Linked DNA regions of Homo sapiens: region 2 is linked to region 1. Evidence: read pairs that join two places in POLR2A ChIA-PET (ENCODE). Cell type or tissue: Panc1. All regions are shown on one strand. Each heading gives the region's core, and the rest is flanking DNA. Links, peaks and the distances in the headings are about the cores only. Region 1 overlaps LIFR (LIF receptor subunit alpha). Region 2 overlaps OSMR-DT (OSMR divergent transcript).

Region 1 (4,000 bases), core at 1-4,000:
GAGTTATGAATCAAGAATCATTTTTGGACACAGTTTAAGATACGTGTGAGACTTGCAGGTGACAAGTTGTGCATATAGATATGTATTCTATCTATCTCGTCACACTGGAGGTGACAAGACTTGCAGGTGACAAATTGTACATATAGATACATATTACTTCTATCTCACATTGTTCTACCCCATACCATTGCCTTACATGGACTTTACTCCCCTTGCCCCCACTGGAACTGGCAGTTAGCTTTCTTTTGGGGGTGTTGGGGATTTACTTTTCACAAAGAAACACTGTATGAGCTGCACTGAGTATGTAATGGTGACTGGAGAGCAACCAAGCTGTGTTGACATGTAGACATTGGGTCGCTGGCTAGACTTAGGACTTTGCCAACTCACCCTTTCCTGAAGGCCAGCTTCAATAAAATTACAGATGACTGTTTTGAAACTTTTTCAGCTCACAAATAGTCAAAGCTGTGAGTGCTGAACTCAGTACATTCCACAGGCTGCATTGCTGGGATCAAAAACTCAAATGCTTACAGGGACAGTGGACGTTACATAAATGGCAGAAGTGGGCCTGTCCTGCCTTTTGTCTTTATGCTTTTGATATAGAGACAATCAGAAATATATCACTTTCTCTTTAACTCTACTGCAAGATAGACAACATTGACAATCTAGATGGTAAATGGCAACTGGAACTTGTCTCAGTTTTGAAGACCAGTAAGGAAAGGTGAGAACTATGAAAAACTCCAGAACACATGTTCTTAGGAAGGAGTAACTGCTCTTACCTGGAGTTGATTGTTATCCTGTGAGATGTGGAATGAGTATTTCCAGAGCTTCTTAATTTTGATTTTTAAACACTCCATTTTGCAATATTGACAAATAATTCAAGGGTTTTTAAATTTTGTTTTTTTTATGTATATGGTTCAAACAAAACACATCTAAAGGCAAAGCCTGCCAGTTTTAAACTATGGTAGGTAACATTTCTTTGCCCATCTTTTCCTTCACTTTTTTCATATAGTTCAGGTCATACTGGATATTCAGTTTTGTTCCTTATCTTTTCATGTAATGGCGTATATATGTTTCTTCATGTTGCTAAAAATTCTTTAGTATGTATTGATGACTGTGTAACATTTTATTCTCTGGATGAACCATAACTTGAGCATTTACATTGTTTTAAATTTTTCCAGTTCGTAATTAAAGTTACAGTAAATATATTTAAGCATAAAGCTGGATTTTTCCCCTTCTCCAATAAATTTCACATTCTTCCCTTAAAATTGGTTTATTGAGTCAAAACAACTAAATATCTTTAAGACTTTTGATACAGTTGAATTTTCTCCACATTTATTTGAATACTAGGAAATAAAATATTTGTTCATTTTATTAGCTGGTTTTATTTTGTGATTTATCCATTATTTGATTTTACATTGGATTTTTTCTTTTTTTTTTTTTTTTCTTTTTTTTTGAGATGGAGTCTCGCTCTGTCACCCAGGCTAGAGTGCAGTGGCGTGATCTCGGCTCACTGCAAGGTCCACCTCCCGGGTTCACGCCATTCTCCTGCCTCAGCCTCCCACATAGCTGGGACTACAGGCGCCCGCCACCATGCCCCGCGAATTTTTTGAATTTTTAGTAGACACAGGGTTTCACTGTGTTAGCCAGGATGGTCTTGATTTCCTGACCTCGTGATCCGCCCACCTCGGCCTCCCAAAGTGCTGGGATTACAGGCGTGAGCCACCGTGCCCTGCCCTGGATTGTTATTTTTTTAAACATAAGTAGCTTTTTAAAAATTATAAAAGTAAAAATGCTCATTTTATAAAAATTAAGGAAGCTCAGGGAATATAAGTAAAAATACAAAAAAAAATTTTAGTTTCACCATTCAGAGATAACCCCAGGCAACATTGTTACATATCCTTCTAGATTAATTTCTGTGCATATATATATGTGTATACACACACACACATACACACACACACACATATATTTATGTCTACATCTCCAAATATGTTAAACCGTATGTACATTCTGTCTTGTAACATGATTTAATTTTTTTTTTTTTTGAGACGGAGTCTTGGTCTGTCACCCAGGCTGGAGTGCAATGGCGTGATCTTGGCTCACTGCAAGCTCCGCCTCCCGGGTTCAAGTGAGTCTCCTGTCTCAGCCTCCTGAGTGGCTGAGACTACAGGCGTCCGCCACCACGCCCGGCTAATTTGTGTGTTTTTAGTAGAGATGGGATTTCACCATATTGGCCAGGCTGGCCTTGAACTCCTGACCTCAGGTGATCCACAGGCTTCAGCCTCCCAAAGTGCTGGGATTATAGGCATGAGCCACTGTGCCTGGCCATGATTTAAGTTTTTTAACTTATATTAATAATCTTCCATGGTGCATAACTGCACACTAGATTCAGTTTATTCATCCATTATTCAGTTTACTTAACAAATATTTACTGCACACTTTTTGTGTGCCAGGCAGTTTTTCTAGCTCTTGGGGGCTATAGCGCTGAAGAGGAGTGCTGAACAGGAGCCTGCTCTCTGTCTCTTCCTCCCCACCTATGCTGAACTCTCAGGTCATGCTGGATATTCAGTACTGGATACTCATAGAGCTCAGCATCTAGGTGGGGAGGGAGGGACAATAAGTCAGGAATTATGTATGCATAGATACCTCTAGGTATTGATGTGTACGCTGAAGGATATAAAATAGGATACCACAAGGAAGAGTGAGCAGTGTGTGGTTGTGGTGCGGGATTTGGGGGAGGGAGGCAAGCAGGGAATTGTCCCCCTTTCTAGGTGATGAGTAGAGGCCTTCCTGAGGAAGTGAGTGTTAATTTGAATGATGAGAAGAGTCAGGGGAAGGTGATTCCCCATGATAGGAATGACAAGTGCCAGGGCCCTTGGTGGATCAAGCTTGGTGCATGTGAGGAATGGAAGAAGGCCCTGGAGGAGACTGGAAGCCGGTGACCAAAGGAGAGACGTGTATGTGAAGAGTGTGGAAGGGGATGCAGGACAGAGAGTGGGGTGTGCTTATAAGGAGAATCCACTAGACGGTTTTAAACTGGGGAGTGACATGATCTGATGGCTGTTTTTGAAAGGTTCTGCTTTGTGCGGAGTGGATTGGTGGGGAGCAAGACTGGAAACAAGAGGACCACTTCAGAGGCTCTTATAGCAGTTCAGGCAAAAGAGGTTGGTGCGCTTAATTTGGGGGTGGCAATGAGGATGATGGGTGTTTTTTCCTTCGGCATGCATTTGAAGGTGTAGCAGCTGGTAGTACATGGGGAGTGGGTAGAGGCCGATAGGGAAGGAAAGGAATGACTCAAGGGTGACTGCTAGGTTTTTTTGCTTGAATAAATTAGCTATATTTTGAGAGGGTGTAGGTTAGGGGAAGAACAAATTTAGGAGGGTTATGAATCAATCAGTTTTGGACATAGTTCAAGACACCTATGAGACTTCCAGGTGACAAGTTGTACGTATATCTGGAGAAAAGTCAGGTAGAAAGTGGCATATAAATCTGGGAGGAAGGAAGGGTAAGATAAATTTTTAAATTACCACATATAGATTTTAATTAACATGATTGAGAAATTATTAAGAGTACAGAAAGAGAGAAGTGGGCTGGAATGCATGCAGAGATGTCATCTTCTTTACTCAATCCCAAATTGATGAACATTCAGGTTATTTCATTTAAATTATAAGTGCATTTAGTGAACACACCTTTGAAATCTTGTCTGATATCTCCTGAGGAGAATTTCCTAGAAGTAGATCATAAGTTGCATGTGAAGTGCTTGAATGGAGCCTACCACATAGTGAGCTCTTGATAAATATTTGTAGCCTTGGTTTATCTTCATCATTCTTACTGTTATTGAGTGAAAGGCTTTCAATTGGAAAGACAACATAATGGCTCACAATTCAGACTCTAGAGTCATAATTGCAAGTCTAGGTTCAAATTCTGGCTTTGCTCCTTACGAGCCACAATACTTTGGATAAGTCACTTAATCTATTTCCTCATGCATGCCATGTGAAAA
Region 2 (11,459 bases), core at 4,580-8,579, 210 kb before region 1:
GTAGCGGGATTGCTGGATCAAATGGTAGTTTAAGTCACCGGATTTCATTGAGGTGTGTCTCCTAAGCCTGCCAACCATTTAGGACTTCAGATCTGGAGATAGAATGATACATATTTAAAGAAGAACTGATAAAAATAAATACAAACTGCTAGTCAACACTTGACAGCTTGCAAAAGAGCTCTCCTAAAGAAAACAGAATTAATGCAGTGCAGTGCAGCAGCGTGAGGAGGTCATAAAATTTCAAACTGACAGCCTGAGCAGCCAGGCAGGAGGAAAGACAATAGAAGCAGCTTGATTTAAACTTAGCAAAGTAAAAACACAACATCGGATCTGGGAAGAGTTGATGATAGCTAAACTAAGAATTAAAAAGTGGGTTCGAAACTTCCTGTGGGATCCCAGGCTTGGCCTGTCTTCCCACTCTGTGGACTCTGTGCCAGCAAACACATCTCCTTTTCATTTGTCAGCATTCTGTTTCTTGTTAGAGACTGGGATTCCCGGCAGTGGGAGAGACGAGCACTGCTTGAAATGCAGGACCTGTATTTCTGCATGGATCTCTGCACGCTTGGATCCTCATGCTGATGCTGCGGGAGATGCTGCGGGTTGTCCCAGCTACCTGGGTGGCATCTGAGAACAAGCCCTTGTCTCTTCCAAGACGCATCTCCCTCGTGGTGCCTCCCCTCCCTGCACATTCCCAATATTCTTTGCCTTGGACTGTTTTCTTTCATTCTGAACTTGCCTGAGCTACCTCTTCCCTTTGCATGGCCAAAAAGTCAAGCATTAGGGCTCTGTTCTTTTTGTAGGAGAGGAGTGTTGGGGGACTGACTGGGAGGAGACAGGAGGGAGTCACCTGGGATGATGGAAATTTTCCATATCTTGGTTGGAGTGGTGGCTGTATGAGGTGGTATGTGTAGGTAAACATTCATCTGGCTGTATATTTAAGACCAAGCACTTCACAGCAGGTAAGTTACTCCTTAAAAAAAAAAAAATAAGAGGGTCTAAAACCAGGAGATCTGGGTTTGAATCCACTTAGGGTTGTTTAACCTCTATATACATGAATAAATATAGTACCTGCCACACAGGTGTTTGTGTAGGTGAAAGGAAACAAAAAGCACTCCGCCACATGTGACATGCTGGGTATAGGGTTTCTACTCAACAACAGGTTACAAGTATCATTATTATATTTTGAGAATAGTAATCTCTGAGCATGGTAGTGATTGCAGCTTCTTTGATTTAAAATCCCTCTTAGCATATTGGAGCATCTGGAGACCATGCTTCAGGGCCTTAGCTCAGAGGTATGACTAAGTGGGTGTTTTAGGCACCAGGACAGGTTAACAGGTGAAAATTATTGAGCCAGGGGCCTCTGGGTGCTCTTTAAATTATACCAGCCAGGCAGCCCCAGTTGCCTGGCCCTTCCACGCAGGCTGGCCCCACCTGTATCTTACACTCATTACAGCCGTGTTTCTGGAGTTGTGGAGGCAAATTTTTGATGAATTCATTTTTGGCAAACAAACTCTACTCATAGGCAAAATATAAACTCTTGATCTATCCACTCATATCAGTGCTATGACTAATGGCATTATCTCAATTCAGCAGTGAAAAATTCAAAGCTTTCTGATTCTTTGTTGACCACCATTAACATCTGTTTTACTATGTTGTTTGGATCACTCTCCAGGAAACAAATGGGTCCCTGATATTTATTGCTGACCTCTACTTTGCATGTAACTACCTAGAAACCCATAGAACCACAGAATTTTGGAGCTCTATGAGGTCTTGAAAATTAACTAAGTGAAAACCTCTTGCTTTACAGATGAAGCAGGACAAGTAACTTCCCCAAAGTTCATTCATTTTCAGAAAGTATTTAGCAACTGTGTGCCAGGATTTGTGGTAGACCCTGGATTACATAACCTGGCATGGAGAATTCCTTCCAGTTCTCTTCCAGAGTTCCCCCAAGCCAGACTACTCTTGAATCAGTACTGCCTGGTATGCATAGATATCTGTAATAAACAACTGGAATAGAACAGTAGCCTAAATGGTGTTGGATGGCTGGAGTGCTGAGTTAAGTCATCAAGGGAGAAGCAGGGGCTCAGCCAGCTGGCACTGAAGCCATGTGGGCCTTTTGCCCAGGTAAGAACCTAAGGCCCACATGCTGAGCTGGGTGGAGGGAACACAGCCTTCACCACTGCCTTGCCTGTTTTCCTCTTACGATCTCCTCTGCTGCATACAACTCTTTGGGGCATCACCTTTGTTTCCTGATTTGCTGATTTCAAGGCTTCTCTAGACAGTCATTCTGTTCTTAATTCAAGTACTTAAGTGTGCAGGAAAGGGAAATACACAAGTAGATTGGCCCCGGTCTCCAAAGCCCCAAATCAGAGACACTGAGTCCATTTGCTGTAGGGGATTAAAGCACACTTTATCACCCTACAAGCAAGTGACCTAAACAAGTGAAGTGGACCAGGAAAAAGCATCGAAGGCCATTAGAGAGATCTACCCTCCATCAAGGGACAGTAAATATTCAACTCATTGGGTTTTTCCATGAGACACAGTGAACTCTGCATTGCCACATATTCAGATATTTCAGATAGGCCACAAATGTTGATTTTCTTAAGATGATGTTTCCCAGTTTTTAAAAATCATTCTGTGTGTCAAGTATAAAAACATCTGTGGGCTCCTGGGTTGCTGCCCCCCATCAACTACTTCCCTAATGGATGGCTCAGATATGGTGTCTTAGGCCATTCTGGCTGCCACAATGAAGTACCATAGACAGGGTGGCTTGTAAAATAACAGAAATTTATTTCCATTCATTCTGGAGGCTGGAAGTCTGAGATCAGGGAGCCGGGGGGTGGGGTCTGGTGAGGGCCCTCTTCTGGGGTGCAGGCTGCTGACTTCTCCTTGTGTGCTCCCGTGGCAAGCTCCCTTAGGACTCTTATAAAGACACTGATCCAATTCATATGGGCCCTACTCTCATGACCTCATCTAAGTCGAATTATGTCCCGTAGTCCCAACTTCCTTAATGCCATCACATTTGGGGGTAGAGTTTCAGCGTGTGAATTTGATGGGGATACAACATTCAGTCCATGACAGATAGTATTTCAAATTCAGTCAGCAGAGGGATAGAGAATGAGAATGGGCTGAGAGATGTTTGGATGCTAGAGTCTGTACCTTACCTCTTGGTTTAGGACAGGCAATGCCGATATTGGTATTGTGAGAGAGAGCTTTGATCACAAAGAAGCTGAATTTCAGCCACACAACTCACCTCTCCCTTTGGGAAAGTAATTTATGCAATCTGAGCCTCTTCTTCTCTATTGGTGATATGGGCTCATGCCATCTTCTCAGAGATTTGTCATTGAATCAATAAACTCAGTGTTGTTGAGTTACTCCATTCAGTCACTTAGTCATTCAAATATTTACTAAGAATCTAACATGTCACATGCTTGAAATCAGTAATGAGCAGAATAAACACAGCCCTGGGTCTCAAAGAGTACACCATGGAGAGGGGAAGACAGACAATGTAGAAAGCAGTAAGCATGCAGGGTGAAAGAGCGGTGTTGGGGGTGTAGAGTGCCACTGAAGCGACTTGCGATCAGACCCTGGACCCTTGCTCGTCTTGTCTTCTTCCCTTGTCTCATGGCTTATGGTGTTCTCGCCACACTGGACTCCGAGCTACCTCCTGAGCACACCATCCTCTTCATGCCAATCTCTTTTTTGTCTTTGCTGTTTACTCTGCTGAAATAACCTTTCACCAGATATTTTCAGGGCTGCTCCTTTACGATGTCCTCTCAACAGTCCTAGTCTAAAACAGCAGCCCCAAGTCCTTCACTAGTCTTCCCTGTGACTCTGCTTTATATTTTATAGCACTCGCCACCACCTGACATTCTAGTGCATGTTTGTTTTGTTGTTGTTATTGTTCATTGTCCATCTGCTCCACTGGACTGTAAGCCCCATGAGAGCCTGTACTTTTGTCTACTTTGTTCACTGCCCCAACTCCAGTGCCAGATCAGAGCCTAGATCCTGGGTTTATTCATCAGACATTTGCTGAATGAATGAAGGAAGGAAACACACAGGGGAACCTAATTTAGGTTAAGGGAAAGCTTCCTAGCAAAGGAGATGTTTAAGCCAACAAATTGGCCAGATAAAGAAGTTATTTAGGCAAAGAAGGGAATACAAAATATTTTGGGCAGAAAACACAGCATGTGGGGAGTCCTGGAGATGAGTAAGAGCTTGTTCACAGCAGCAAAAGAAGTTGAGTGTGGTCGGTGACAAAGCGTGGAAAGGGTGGAGTAAGGGAGAGGGCTGTGAGTGGGGAGCCAGAGGGCTGGAGTAGAGAGCCCTGGAAGACCTGAGAAGGAGTTTGAACTTTATCCCACCAGCAGAGGGATGCAAAATGGTACAGCTATGTTGGAAAACATTTCTGCATTTTCTTATCAAGTTAAATCTGTCTTTACTGTACACCTAGAAATGCCACTCCTAGGTATTTACTTAAGTAAAATGTAAACTTAACATTCCACAAAACATTCTATGAGAATGCTTATAAAAGCTCTATTCTTAATCACCAAAAAGAACTGTTCTATATTTTTAATGCTGTGATTACCTGACTGTGTGTTTGTCAAAATTTACGTAATTATGCATTCAAAAGAGTTATTTTCACTGCATGGATATTCCTCTTTAAAGAAAAAACATGGGAAATGGATATTACTCTCTAATTTTTAAGAAAAACACATGGGAAGTTATTAGAAGGTTTTCCGTGGAGAAGTAGCTCTGTCAGGTTTGTGTTTCCAAAAGATCACCTTGTCTCAAGGACAACAAGAATGGAAACAGAAAAACCAATGAGAAGTCTATAGCAGCGGAGGAGGCGAGAGATAACGGTGGCTCCCACTCTGCTGGTAAAAGTGGAGATGTAAGGAGTAGAGGACTTGAGAAATATTTAGGAAGTAGAATTGGCAGGACTTGGCAATTAATTAGAAGTGGGAAATGAGAGAAAGAGGGAGGAGTCAAGAATGATGCTGAGGAATTTGGCTTGGGGGCGTCTGGGAAAGTAGTGGTTCCATGGAGCATGCAGGAGGAGGAGGAGGAAGAGGCTCTGGCAAGCACAAGGTGTGAGGATAAGGTGAGATAACAGCAGCTAGGGACACGTCAGAGGTGCGCTTAATGTTTTCATCTGCTGGATTGGGTTGTTCAGTCTTATGTAGCTAAGTAGTGAAGTAGCACATTGCCTGAGTGCTCACTTCTAAGGGCCTCTTTGCAGCCATAAAATCCACCTGTCTTATTAGTCATCCTTGTAATTTCACCTTCTATACACTCTCACCAGAACACTCTCATCTTCCAAATTCAGTGCTGCTTGTGTAGGTGATCAAGCCATGGTGCCAGCTCAATTCGTGCAGGTCCAGCCACATCATTAAGCTAGTTATTAAGTCAGATGGTGGACCATTCCTCAGGTCCATCCCTATTTTCAAGGCATTTTTTTTCTGTATCCGTACAAATGCCACAGTAAAGAGACCTGTCTGTCTACCCTTCCAGAGCCTTTAGCACCTGCACTTGGTGTGGCTTGGGGAGTTTTGACTCCAGAGAGGAACGACGAGCCTCCACACTCCCCTCTGCTTTGTCAGCTCCTTTTATTCTCTGGCCCAGATAAAGCTGGATTGTGCATCTGCAGCCAAACCACCTTCTACTATTTTCATGTGGCCCCAATTCCTTGTGGTCTAGCCTGGCAAGGAGGAACCCAGACTGAATGAGTGTGGTTCCTGGAGACTGTAGATTTCTTTCAGAACATTTACAATTCCCAGCCAATGTCATATTATTGATTCTGAAAATATTTTTGTGAAGTTAATTGGAAACTCTTGCTTATATTTGAGAAAACAGGGCTGGGCGCGGTGGCTCACGCCTGTAATCCCAGCACTTTGGGAGGCCGAGGTGGGCGGATCATTAGGTCAGGAGTTCGAGACCATGCTGGCTAACACGGTGAAACCCCATCTCTACTAAAAATACAAAAATTAGCTGAGCGTGGTGGCAGGCATCTGTGGTCCCAGCTACTTGAGAGGCTGAGGCAGGAGAATGGCATGAACCCGGGAGGCAGACCTTGCAGTGAGCCGAGAACACGCCACTGCACACTCCAGCCTGGGCGAAAGAGCCAGACTCAAAAAAAAAAAAAAAAGAAAAAAGGGAAACTGAAAACCCAGAGACATTCTGGATAAATCAGCCTAGATTCTAACTGAAGATAATGGCAGAGTGTTCGTTTCTTATCCTTGCCTTAGAGGCATGTGGCAACTTTACTGGCTTTGTAAATGTCAGATTCAATGAAATTGCTTTATAATGGTTACTTCTTGGTGGGTGGGATTGCGGAATGGTTTTGATGCTCTTTATGATTGTGTGTTCTGCTTTTTCCATAGTAAGCATGGGTTACTTTTATAATTGGGAAGAAAATGCAAGAAACTATTAAAAAGCAGCATGCATAGTATGAAACCATTTTTAAGGAAACAAGTACATGTGAGACTATGCATCCAAATGTTTGCAGCAGGCAGTCAGCAGGTCTGTCTGGGAATATGGGTGATCTGTCTTTTCTTCTTCATGCTTTCTGTGTTTTTCCAATTTTCTGTGATAAACGCAAATTACTTCTGTGATCAGAAAAATATAAACTATTCTTTAAAAACTGATGCATAGCATTTCTCTCCTTGATTAAGTCAATAGGACTCGGAGGGTGAGGAAACTTGGCTTCGTCCTGACCCTGAAAGTAACTGGCTCTGTGAGCTGAGGCAGATCCATTCAGAACTATCCATTTCCATGGCTTTAAACAGGGGTAATGATATCAGTGCAATCTACCCCCTCATCAGTGTCAGCCCTGATGAGCTAATGCATGGGAAAGCATTTGGAAGGAAGATATGAAGCTGCATTCCACAACTAGAACTGCTGTCCCGTAAATATTCTGTTAAATATTATTAAAGCAACATGTTGCAGTTTGAAAGCACATTATTTTTATTTTAAGGAAACAGACTAAATCGCAGCTATTAAACCAATCTCCTGTACTTTGGCATTTCTTGTGCCAACTGATGTCATGTGAGAGCAGAAGGGAAAAGGGTTTGTCCTTATATTCCTGGGTATCTTGCCGCCATCAGAGGAGGTGGCACTGGGAAGGCCAAGGGTCCTTGGGAGCACAGGAAGCCAGGCGCTGCCCACTCTAGCAGGGTTTCTCCCCTTGTCCCGGTTGTGGTCTGGTTTGAACAGGGATTCTGGGAACGCTGCACCCCTGTGCCTCTGAGCCTTGCTGGTAACCATGCCCGAATCTTCCACAAAGGCAGAAAATCAGACCCTCTTGGCTGCATGTTGACAGAAAATCTATGGCTAAGATGGTTCCATCAGGGAACTAAAGCTATTGTTCACTTCCAGTTAAAAGTCATGTAATTATCAATGTTCAGTCATATAATTTTATGGCTATGATGATTCACACAGATTCTCTGTAAGAAGAAAAAAAATGACACAGAGAGAACAGCTTATAGATCTCTCTGATATATAGCTATATGCATCACAGACAGCGAGAGATTTATATTTCTTTGAATTTGAAGTTCCGCTGGGCATTTAAAAATATATTATTAGGGTGATGCTGCCCCCTCTTCCCTCCTCAGAGGTAGAAATGGAAATCATTTAGTGTGGGAACTTAACTCATTTCAAGTTTTCTGTGGCTGAACACTAGTGGAGGAGGGGAAGGCTTCTTTCAAATGCTTCTATTCTGATCACACTTTTGTTAAGTTTTTCTATTGTTAAATGACTCGTATTTTGGTGGAGCTGAGGGTGCTTGAATCACTTTTCAGTATTATACCTGGCTTATGTTTTTCCATATGTCTAAAAGAAATAAAAAGTAGTTTCCCCACTTCTTAAGCAATTTAGGAATGATCTTAGGGTTAGAGAAAACAAACAGAGGTTAAGTTTGTGAATATTAAAAATTAAACGTTGGGGCTGGGCGTGGTGTCTCACGCTTGTGATCCTAGCTCTTTGGGAGGCTAAGATGGGCGGGTCAGTTGAGGTCAGGAGTTCGAGACCTGCCTGGGCAACATGACGAAACCCTGTCTCTATTAAAAATACAAAAATTAGCCAGGCATGGTTGTGCGCACCTGTAATCCCAGCTACTCGGGTGGCTGAGGCATGAGAATTGCTTGAACCCAGGAGGCAGAGGTTGCAGTGAGCCAAGGTGGCACCACCACACTCCAGCCTCGGTGACAGAGTGAGAATCTGTCTCAAAAAAAAAAAATCAACAAACAAACAAAAACAAAAACAAACCCTGAATGTTAGAAGAGAGCTTGGGGTAATCTGATGATTCTCAGTGTGTGTAAGCAGGACTGTGTTCAAGCCAGCCTGGAGAGGTCGCTGTCTCTCTTTCTCTGCCACAGGATATTACATAGGATGGGTCCTGGTCTTGATTCAACCTCCAAAGCTGAGGGCAATAGATATTAGAACATGCGCAGGACTTGCTAAGAGGCTGGAACCACTTTTGTAACTCATAGAGCACCACACACCTTCACCTACATAGAAAGAAGGCAATAATGGGCCAGGCGTGGTGGCTCACACCTGTAATCCCAGCACTTTGGGAGGCCAAGGTGGGTGGATCACCTGAGGTCAGGAGTTCAAGACCAGCCTGGCCAACATGGAGAAACCCCGTCTCTACAAAAAATGCCAAAAAAAAATTAGCCGGGTGTAGTGGCGAGGGCCTGTAACCCCAGCTACTCAGGAGGCTGAGGCAGGAGAATTGCTTGAACCCGGGAGGTGGAGGTTGCAGTGAGCCGGGATCATGCCATTGCTCTCCAGCCTGAGAAACAAGAGTAAGACTCTGTCTCAAAAAAACAAAGAAACAAACAAATAAACAAAAAAAAAGAAAGAAAAGAAAAGGAAACGAAAAGGAAAAGGTAATAATGATGCTGGAAGGTTAGTGAGGGAGAATTTCTCTGAACACAGAATATTTCCTCCCCTCCTCTTAGTCAATGCAAGTGTATAATGGGAGGGGAGGGGAAGTGAAGGCGCTGGTCAGCAGGGGAGAATACCTCTCAATCTTGCCCACCTACTCCAAAGCAAGTTGCTTGCAGACTGCAGAAGCGCAAGGCTGCTATGGGATCAGAGCTAATTCTTAGGAAAGTTCAGCAGATGTTCCCCAGGATTGGGAGGGCATAAAGCCTGCAAAAATCCAAAGGGGGAAGCTGATGGAACAAGCCTCGATGGTGGGTAAGAGAGAGAGCTAAAGGCAAAACAAATAGCATTTTCACCTGAGGTGGGAGGAATGAGTGTCATTCATGGGGGCAGGAAGGACACCTCAAATGACAGCCGGACTCTGGCTGCCTTGAAAGGAGCCAGGCCCCACCAGTCCAGTCCCACCTTCAGGGACTGGCCAGCCCAGCAGAAAGAGACTGGTGGGTAAACTGTCATGTAGGAGCTAAGGGGGTTTCGGAGAGATGTCCCTGCAAGGAGATCTCCAACAAGCCAACAAAACTGGGAAGATGAAAGAAAAAGCCAGGGTTTGCCATGTAGGTGGCACCAAGACTGTACTGCAGCAGTGCTCCTCAGATAAGACTTTCTGCCTCTTCTCCTCTCTCCATCCCCTTGCCCTGGTTCTGGAGGAGTTCGATGCAGCAGAGGAAGTTGGGGGAGGGTGTCACAGGTGAATAAAGAACCAATCAATACCCTCTGCTCTTCCCTAATGCAAGTATCTGAGTCTGGGTCAGGCCCGAAATGGCAGAGGAGAGGAGCTTTGAAGCACATGAGAAACTGAAGTTTGGGTTTAGAGGAACTAGACTTTGTGATACCTGAAAATAAGACCTGCTTGGGATGTGACAGTAACTAGAAGGGGAAAGGTCTGCCTGAGATACTCTTCAGGTGTGGGGAAGAGAGATCTGATGGAGAAGTCAAACAGAAGTCCACGGATGAGAGAAAAAGAAAAATTAGTTTCAGGAGCTACAAGGCCAGCCCCACAATATTTCATTTACCTGAGCAAAGATTGCAGGGAGAGAGGTCTTTGTATGCCATGATTTTGTGAAATTTTTGGAGGTGTGCAGTCTTGGGACTTGACCTATAAACATACTCTTAATTTCTATAATACTCACCGTCTCTCTTTTTTGCAAGCCTCTGTCTGTGATAACCCTGCCTTATCTATTAATATTTCTGGGTTTAAAGAACTTTTCTTTCCCACTTACCAGACAGAGAATTTGATGGTAAGAACAGTCTAGATAGTCCAGAATGTAAAACTGAGACTTTTAAAGTTAGTTTTCTGTTGAAATACATATTTAGAATTTGTAAAATATAACCAGGAAGGCTTTCTCAGAAAGGCAGATTCAGTTTTTATGCAATTCATACTATTTGATAACTAATGAAACAGTGACTAAGACACCAAACTCAGTCTGGTTCTGCCCCTTTTTAATTGTATGACCTTGAAAAAATTACACAACCTCTCCTCACCATATTTCCTCTTTTTTAGTAATAGTAATAGGTACTTACCTTATAGTCGGGAGGACTAAATGAATGAGTACATGGACGGTGGTAAAGACAGTGTCTGGTAACTCGGTAAGGACTTAGGACTGTTAACTATCATTGTAGACACTGCAGGAACCTAAATCATATCTTCTTGGCCTACACCAGAATAGCCTGTGATAATTCCAATGCACATCTATAGCTTTCTGCCTCTTCCTTCTCTTCCTAAGGGTGTTCTCTGGCAGCAGGAGTAAGCTCAGTTCAAGTATGGGCAGCCAGAGTGCTGGGTGTTAACATCCCAGATGAGACTTTTAATGAATGAGGGATAGGAGGTGGAAGATAAATGCCCCAGATCCCCTACCTTTCATTGAGTGGATTCTGAGCCATGTTCCACCCAATCTCTCAGGGAATCCCCAGTGCGATGCAGTTCCAGTTGCCCATGGCAGTAACCCGTTCATCATGTGTCCTGTATCCGCTTACATCTCCTCAAGGCCTCAGGTCCCCACTCCCTTGTCATGTCTCCTGAGATTGCCTCTCAAATAAGCAACTTAAACCCAACTTAGTGGGGAACCTTGAGGGAACCAAACCTAAGACAGTCCTTTTTTAGGTAAGTCTGCTAAGTTCTTAAAATTCTATTTTATACATTTTTCATATCACCTACAACACATAAGAATTGTGGAATTCACAACTAGAGCTCAAATACTTGTTGATTTTTATTTTTTATTTTTATTTATTTATTTTTTGAGACAGAGTTTCGCTCTGTTGCCTAGGCTGGAGTGCAGTGGTGTAATCTTGGGTCACTACAACCTCCACCTCCTGAGTTCCAGCAATTCTCCTGCCTCAGCCTCCCGAGTAGCTGGGATTACAGGTGCCTGCCAGCAAGCCCGGCTAATTTTTGTATTTTTAGTAGAGGCAGGTTTTCATCATGTTGTTCAGGCTGGTCTTGAACTCCTGAACTCAAATGATCCACCTGCCTTGGCCTCCTAACGTGCTAGGATTACAGGCGTGAGCCACCGCAC

Evidence for each region. Peaks named below come from ENCODE experiments on the same cell type or tissue, not always from the same donor. Only the 100,000 strongest peaks of a DNase experiment are listed, where the experiment ranks them.
Region 2: POLR2A ChIA-PET joins it to region 1 with 10 read pairs; 2 of 35 experiments call an interaction of 5 or more read pairs at or near these places.

Annotation. Positions count from the first base shown.
Region 1 is chr5:38,543,315-38,547,314 of GRCh38, reverse strand. All of the region lies in intron 1 of LIFR (LIF receptor subunit alpha), which reads left to right. Among named protein-coding and RNA genes, the nearest start is that of LIFR, 11 kb to the left of the region's middle. In Panc1, for the core only: no CTCF peak of the experiment used is centred there; no DNase peak of the experiment used is centred there.
Region 2 is chr5:38,748,198-38,759,656 of GRCh38, reverse strand. The region is part of intron 2 of OSMR-DT (OSMR divergent transcript); the gene reads left to right. Among named protein-coding and RNA genes, the nearest start is that of LINC01265, 34 kb to the right of the region's middle. In Panc1, for the core only: CTCF peaks have their summits at 8,194 and 8,394 (motif pointing right); no DNase peak of the experiment used is centred there; H3K27ac peaks cover 3,019 bases.